Linked DNA regions of Homo sapiens: region 1 is linked to region 2. The links are chromatin loops, found by intact Hi-C in ENCODE. Cell type or tissue: Caco-2. All regions are shown on one strand.

The links. Peaks named below come from ENCODE experiments on the same cell type or tissue, not always from the same donor. Only the 100,000 strongest peaks of a DNase experiment are listed, where the experiment ranks them.
Region 1: it touches region 2 in a loop (6-fold over the local background); 1 of 110 quality-filtered maps calls a loop at or near these places.

The regions. Positions count from the first base shown.
Region 1 is chr11:129,536,697-129,540,696 of GRCh38, reverse strand. It overlaps the pseudogene RPS27P20. Among named protein-coding and RNA genes, the nearest start is that of LINC01395, 79 kb to the left of the region's middle. In Caco-2, no CTCF peak of the experiment used is centred here; a DNase peak (open chromatin) is centred at 2,236.
Region 2 is chr11:129,458,614-129,462,613 of GRCh38, reverse strand. No RefSeq gene overlaps it. Among named protein-coding and RNA genes, the nearest start is that of BARX2, 85 kb to the right of the region's middle. In Caco-2, no CTCF peak of the experiment used is centred here; DNase peaks (open chromatin) are centred at 1,653, 3,333 and 3,673.

The sequences.
Region 1 (4,000 bases), 78 kb before region 2:
AATAAGGTCCAGGCTGAGGTGGTCTCAGATGGAGATGAGGAACTTGTTGGGAATGGGAGCAAAGGTGACTCTTGTTATGTTTTAGCAAAGAGACTGGCAGCATTTTGCCCCTGTCCTAGAGATTTGTGGAGCTTTGAACTTGAGAGAGATGATTTAGAGTATCTGGTGGAAGAAATTTCTAAGCAGCAAGGCATTCAAAAGGTGACTTGGGTGCTGTTAAAAACATTCCAATTTAAAATGGAAATGGAGCATAGGAGTTCAGAAAATTTGCAGCCTGACAATGCAGTAGAAAAGAAAAACCCATTTTTTGAGAAGAAATTCAAGCTGGCTGCAGAAATTTGCATAAGTTAGCAAGGAGCCTAATGTTAATCCCCAAGACCACAGGCAAATGTCTCCAGGCCATGTCAGAGACCTTCAAAGCAGCCCCTCCCATCACAGGCCCAGAGGCCCAGGAGGAAAAAGTGGTTTTGTAGGTCAGGCCCAGGGTCCGCATGCTGTGTGCAGTGTAGGGACTTGGTACCCTGTGTCCCAGCCACTCCAGCCATGGCTAAAAGGGGCCAACGTAGAGCTCGGGCTGTGGCTTCAGAGAGAGTGGAAGTCTCAAGCCTTGCCAGCTTCCACATGGTGTTGAGCCTACAGGTGCACAGAAGTCAAGAATTGAGGTTTGGGAACTTCCACCTAGTTTTCAGAAGATGTCTGGAAATGCCTGGGTGCCCAGGCAAAAGTTTTGCTGCAGGGGTGGGGCCCTCATAGAGAACCTCTGCTAGAGCAGTGTGGAAGGGAAATGTGGAGTCAAAGTCTCCGCACGGAGTCCCTACTGGGGCACTGCCTAGTCAAACTGTGAGAAGAGCGCCACCATTCTGCAGACCCCAGAATGATAGATCCCCTGGCAGCCTGCACCATGTGCCTGGAAAAGCCACAGACACTCAAAGTCAGCCCATGAAAGCAGCCAGGAGGGAGGCTCCACCCTGCAAAGCCACAGGAGTGGAGCTGCCCAAGACCATGGGAACCCACCTCTTGCATCAGCATGACCTGGAAGTGAGATCTGGATTCAAAGGAGGTCATTTTGGAGATTTAAAATTTCACTGCCCTGCTGGATTTCAGACTTGCATGGGCTCTGTAACCCCTTTGTGTTGGCCATTTTCTCCCATTTGGAATGGCTGTATTTACTCAATACCTATACCCCCATTGTATCTAGGAAGTAGCTAGCTTGCTTTTGATTTTACAGGCTCATAGGCAGAAGGGACTTGCCTTGTTTCAGATGAGACTTTGGACCGGGTACTTTTGGGTTAATGCTGAAATGAGTTAAGACTTTGGGGGACTGCTGGGAAGGCATGATTGGTTTTGAAATGTGAGGACTTGAGATTTGGAGGGGTCAGGGGTAGAATGATATGGTTTGGCTGTGTCCCCACCCAAATCTCAACTTGGATTGTATCTCCCAGAATTCCCACATGTTGTGGGAGGGATCCAAGGGGGAGGTAATTGAATCATGGGGGCTGGTCTTTCCAGTGCTATTCTCGTGATAGTGAATATGCCTCACAAGATCTGATGGGTTTATCAGGGGTTTCTGCTTTTGCTTCTTCATCATTTTCTGTTACCACCACCATGTAAGAAGTGCCTTTCACCTCCTGCCATGGTTCTGAGGCCTCACCAGCCATGTGGAACTGTAAGTCCAATTAAACCTCTTTTTCTTCCCAGTCTTGGGTAAGTCTTTATCAGCTACGTGAAAACACTAAAACACCATGGTAGCTGAGTGGAGACCTGATTTGAGGGAGAGAAGAGAAGCAGCAGAGAGGCCAGGCAGAGGCTATCATTGCAGCAGTCCAGCCAAGAGCTGATGGGACCTGGGCTGGTATTGAGATAGTGGAGATGGAGAAAAATCAATGGATTCCAGAGACACGTAACAGATTTTGAGCTGATGGATCAGATGGGGAAGCAAGCGAAAGTGTCCAGGATGACTCCTTGGTTTCTGCCTTGTGAAAGTGGATAAGGAATGGTGATCCTTACAGAGATGGGGAGTGCTAGAAAATACCAGGGATAAACAAGCATGGAATGTTCAAGAAGCTGGAAGGAGTTCCCTGTGTGGACTAAGAGGAGACCCCAGAGTTCAGAGGGAGGTTCAGCATTCTTCTGCCTCCCTCCCCATTCCTGAATGCAAACCAGTATTTCTTCATCTTTGTGTACAGCTTGTGCCTCTGAAGTTTACTCTTCTGTCTGTGCCATAGTACTATCCTGCCTTATCACTCACCGCAGCTGAGCTGACTCACCTCTTGATCCCTCCCTATATTTGTTGAGGATTTTTCCTTGTGGCCCAGTCTTTCTCTCTCCTTCAGGTCACACTGTCACCCTATGTGGATCACTGATCTCCGTAACTCCACTTCAGCTCAGCTACTCGCCCCCATGGATCCACTTTGTCCTTGTGAGCCCCATGTCAGATCTCAAACATCATACTCCCCTCTCTGAATACAATCTTCTATCCTTCTCACTTGCTCATAATCTTGTCCTTTTTTCAAAAATAAATTAAAAATATGTTTATTGGGATGATTTCCCACTCATCTTGATTCAGGGTGCTTTTAGCACTACTTCCTCCTAAAGGGACATCCTTCTGTAGGCCTTGCTTTTCCTCCTGTAGGTGGGCAGAGGACAGTGGAGCAGCCAACATGTGAAACTACTGTTCGTGCGTAGGAAAAGGCCATTGTGACTGTAGAGCATCCTGGACATCTCACATCCATGAAGCAGGAACCAGGGATCTGCCCCAAGCACTTCTTCGTGTGTTTCCTCTTGTTGTCTTCTGGAGAGGGATGAAGGAGATCCTTTGTGAGAGGCATGTTCTTGTGATGAGGGCATCACTGCCAGAAAGGCTCTTTGTGAACCCTTCATTTTCTCCCAATCAACCATTACTAGCCTCCCTTCCTTCACTTCCAGCTTACTGAGAATGGCGTATCTCCACATTGCACCACTTTCTTTGATCATGACCTTGTATTCTGGGTTTTCTTCCCCATACTCCTCAACACTCTCAATTCCCCTCCAGCTTTGTCCTTCCTTATGTTAATCAAAGCCCAAAGTGATATTAGTTCTAGCCATACCTTCTTCTCCACCTCTCCTCAGCTGTTGCACACTGCTGGAGAAAGTCATCAGGTCATTTAGACTTGTGTCACCACAAGTTCATGGTCCCCAGCCTCAGCCCAGCCCCCTGATCCCTGGACTATTCTTTGCAGAAGTCTGGGTGTGGGTCACCAGCAAAGATGTAGTTGTAATACGCACATAAAAGAGATTGCCTAAGGAGAGTGGACAAGAGGATGGAAGAAACCAAATTGAAGTAGATTGAGGTAGAAATGAGAAGTGATTAAGTAGAGTCTCTAAGCCAAGAATATTTATTTAGAAAACTTGACAGAAATGGGAAGGAAGGAGATAGAATAGTAGGTAGATTGGATGAAGTGTTTGGATATAATTGTACTACAAAAGAGAAGAGAGTGTGTTTATATGCCAAGATGAAAGGGCTAACAAATAGGGAGAAGTTGAAGTTATTAAAAAAAAAAGGGGGAATGATTGAAATTGAATGTCCAATAAGACAGAAATAAGGCAAGTAATGTGCTTCACCTCAATGGAATATTTTGCATGCACAGAAAGTAGAAACACAGAATTGTTATACTATATGGTTATAGCTACACAATGTGTACATATGCTTAAAGTTTAGGAAGGAATAGAGGAAAGTAAAAACTCCTATGTCAGTGGGGTAGGTGAAAGCTGAGTATTTTCTTTTAAAATTCACATCATTATTATTGTAAAAATATTTAGTTCTAAGAAATGCCTTCTGGAAAAGATGAACAGATCCTTTCTAAATTTGGGGGAAGGGCCAGAAATTCCAGCCATATTATATGGAGGTTAAAAAAGCAGATGAATCTGGGTTCGCATCTGGCTTTGCCACGTGCCTAGTCATTTAACCATCTAAGCCTCAGTCTTCTCAAATATGTAAAATGGGGATAATAATAATGATTCT
Region 2 (4,000 bases):
CACACAACATACTGAATGGGAAAAGCTGAAAGCCTTTCCTCTCAGAACTGGTACAAGACAGGGATGCCTACTTTCACCACTACTATTTAACAAAGTACTTGAAATCTTAGCCAGAGCAATCAGATGAGAGAAAGAAATAAAAGGCAACTGTCCGTCTTTGCAGATGACATGACCTTACATTTAGAAAACCCTGAAGACTTCACCAAAAACCTCTTATAACTGATAAACAGATTCAGTAAAGTTGCAGGATATAAAATTCACTTATAAAAATCTGTAGTATTTCTATACACCAATAATGAACTAGCTGAAAAAGAAATTAGGAAGACAATCCCACTTACAATACTTATAATAGCTATCAAAAAATAAAATAAAATACCTTGGAATAAATTTAACTAAGGAGGCAAAAAAAAAAAAAAAAAAAAAAAAAACCTCTGTAAGGAAAACTACAAGACATTGATGAAAGAAATTGAAGAGGACACAAACAAATGGAAAGACATCCCATGCTCATGGATCAGAAGAATTAATGTCATTAAAATGACCACAGTACCCAAAGCAATCTATAGATTCTCCCTCAAAATACCAATGAAATTTTTCACAGAAATGGAAAAAACAATCCTAATAGTCGTTTGCTACTGAAAAAGAGCCTGGGTAGCCAAAGGAATCCTGAGCAAAAAGAACAAAGATGGAGGCGTCACACACTTTAATTTTATTGACATAAATATGATTAGGAAAATATTGAGAATCCCAAATGTGATTGGAGAGGGATTTAATTGGATGGTGGATGCCTATGACAAATCAGGCAAATGGAATTTTTCATTCAAGACTGAAAGGAGATGTAAATTTATTAAATATGGCTCAGGAAATTTGGACATCTAAATGCTCTGTCTTGGGAATAAAAATCAGAAGACTTCCTCTGATCTAGAGTAAAAGAATAGGATGTGGAATGGAGATTCAGTTTTCACTTTGGCTTATGAAATCTATAAGGCTTTATAAAAGTCTTAGATAATATGAAAAGTTTCCATGTTTCATATTGTTTCAGCAATGCTAATTTAGTGCTCATGTGCTCTAAAGTTTTCCATTGCTAAGCCTTTACTGTTCTCTTGGGAACTAAATTGTCTTTTCTAGGGTTTTGCATTTAACTTGCTGTAAGTAATTGACATGTGCCAGGGCAATGATGGACTGGAAGCTACTCAAAGTCTAAGGCTAGTTATTAAATCTGGTTTATGTGTTAAAAAGGTCAAAAGTTAGATATTTCCTTTCACACATCCCCATTCACCAAAAGAGGGCTGGATTCTTTTAGCTACAGGAATATGACCCCAAATAACTTTAAATTAGAGCTTTTTATTTCAACATATGTAAAATATATGTAAAATTGTAAAAGATTTATTTAATTTTCAAAATGTCAAAAATAAAGTAAATTGAACATTGGAAACTCACCTCCCAAAAATTCTGGTATGCTATGTCTATAAATACTTTTTTTCACCTTTATGAATAAAGTTAGCTGTCTTTGGAGCACTCTATATCAGCTGATGCTTTAAATAGTCAGATCCTGCCACTAAGTCTAGAATTGGCTCAATTCTGGAAAGTTTTTTACAGCTGCCTCCGAGGGCAAAAGCCTTTAGAAATATGCACCCATTGAAGTCTCTGATTCCCATGACCACGCACTGGTGTTCCAGGGCCCAGCAAGCATAGTACCTTTGATAACAAAAGCAAATATTTGCCATCCTTAGAAAGCAATACAAAACAACCAGCTCCAACACATCCCAAGCTTCTGTATGGGTGAATGAACACTCCTTCTTGGTTCATATTTGCTTGTGGAACATCTGTTTTGACTGTTCATTGTATGTGTGTAATTATGCTCTGTTCATAGTAACTTTTTCATATTATGGACTTTATTTGCATTGAAAACACACTGCAAATAAAAAGAAATGCCAAAAGAGAAACCAGAGAAGAAAAAGAGATGGGGGAGCAGCGAAAGGAAGAGTAGCTCCGGGCCTTTAAGGAGCAGAAGCCAAGTGATCCTGGGGCCAGAGCCAGGGCCCCAAGGCTACTGAGACCTCAGCGGTCACTGCGACAATGGCTGAGAAGGGGCAGCATCCTCATCTGCAGCTTGGACAGAGGACTTGGCATTCCAGGAGCATCTACTGAGGTTCAAACTTCCACTTGTGCCCCTCCTGCTCTGATGTGGGAAGCCATGTACCCTAGCGAGGCTTGCTGCACCACAGTGAGGACGCTGTCCTGTTACTGTGCTTCAGATGGGGGCTCACCCTCCAAGTTCCTCCAGAGGCTGGCACCCCTCCCAAGGTCAGTGCACGTGCCAACACACTCCAATGCCCTCAAATGTTCCTGACCCCCTGATACACAACCAAAGAGGTGGCGGGGAACCCAGACTTGTTGCTAGTACAGGTGAGTGGATGGAGGGCTTGATCATTCACACTCGAGGGGAGGACTGCACCCTAAACAGTGAGAGTAGGCTGTGAGAGATGGCCCCATTACAGCAGTGTAGGGGCAGGGGCACCCACCCATGCTGGGGGGTGCAGGGTCAGCCTGCCTCGGCACTCTGCTCTGAGATCAGGCTTGGCCAACTCAGACTCCTTGGAGGTAAGCACAGGCCCAATATAAGGATAAAAAACCTCCCAGCTGTGTTGATAACTCTGCAAGTTACCTAGCCACATTAAGTCTCAGTCTCCCCACCTCTGAAATGGAGACAGTAATAGGACCTACTGCATAGGGCTGCTGAGGTGATGAAACGTGATGATATAAAGAACTTCCTTGTTCTGGTGCCTGATATATAGTCTACATGCATTAAAATGACACTGGACCAGGCTCTAGCTACCTTTTGTGTGTGTGTGGCAAGGTTGCACTGTTGCCCAGGCTGGGGTGCAGTGACATGATCACAGCACACTGCAGCCTCAGCCTCCTGGGCTCAAGCAGTCCTCCCACCTCAGCCTCCCAAAGTGTTTGGCATTACAGGCGTGAGCCACCACACTTAGGACTCTTGCTACTTTCAGCTGAGCAATTTGTGTGTTTAAGGAGCCAGGTGCTTGGGAAGAGATGCCACCAGAAGGAGGGAAGCCCTGGGAAAACCAAGAGAGTTTGGATTGAGGAAATTGACTGAGGATCCCAAAGGGGCACAGATTTGGCCTGACATGCCCAGAGGTTCTTGGGAACCATTTCGAGCAGGTGCACAGCAGCCACTGAACCCGCCCCACACCGTCTGCTCTCTGGCAGCCCAGACAAAGAAGAACTCTAGACCTCAGAATCCTGCAGGAGCGATGATACATGTCTTGACAAACAGGGTAAATTCAGGGCAACTGTGAGGGCCCTTGTTACATTCTTGAGCTACAGGAGAGGCCGCTGCTTGGGTTTCGGTTGTTCTTGGCCTCCTCACTAACCTGGGGCACTATTTCCTCCTCCTCTCCTGTCCCCCATGCCTCCCCCACCCTCTTTAAAAAAAATGTTTAAAGGCTTTTGTGAGTGAATGATCTTAATCATGAAGCAGGCATGATGACAGTTTGCAGAGCTAAATGGGCACTTAACTGTGTGTCTAATAAATCCGCAACAAAAATAAACAGAAAGGAAGAGGGTTTGGGAAAGAAAGGAGGCCAGGCCGGCAGGCATGAAAGGAGCCTGTCATGGTGATTTACACAGCACCCCTCGGCAGGCGGTTTCCGCCCCGGCCCCTCCTGGCCGTGGCTGACCTGCAGATGCCAGAGGCTGACAGCACAGAGCAGCAGGTGGAGGCCAGTGCCAGAGCACACCTGGATGGAGTGCAAGCAGAGTGGAAAAGGAGGCAGGAAGGCTGCCCCATCCACTGTCCATGGGTAAGGCAAAGGCAAAGTGCAAGGCAGGGAAACCAGGCTGGTGGCAGCCACTTTCCTCAGGATCGGTGCCCAGATTACAGACAGTATTATCTGGATCTGCCTGCTTGTCCCAAACCATTCTCCACCCAGGATTTGGTTAACAACCTGGGATTAGAGGCATACTCAGGTGAATTTAG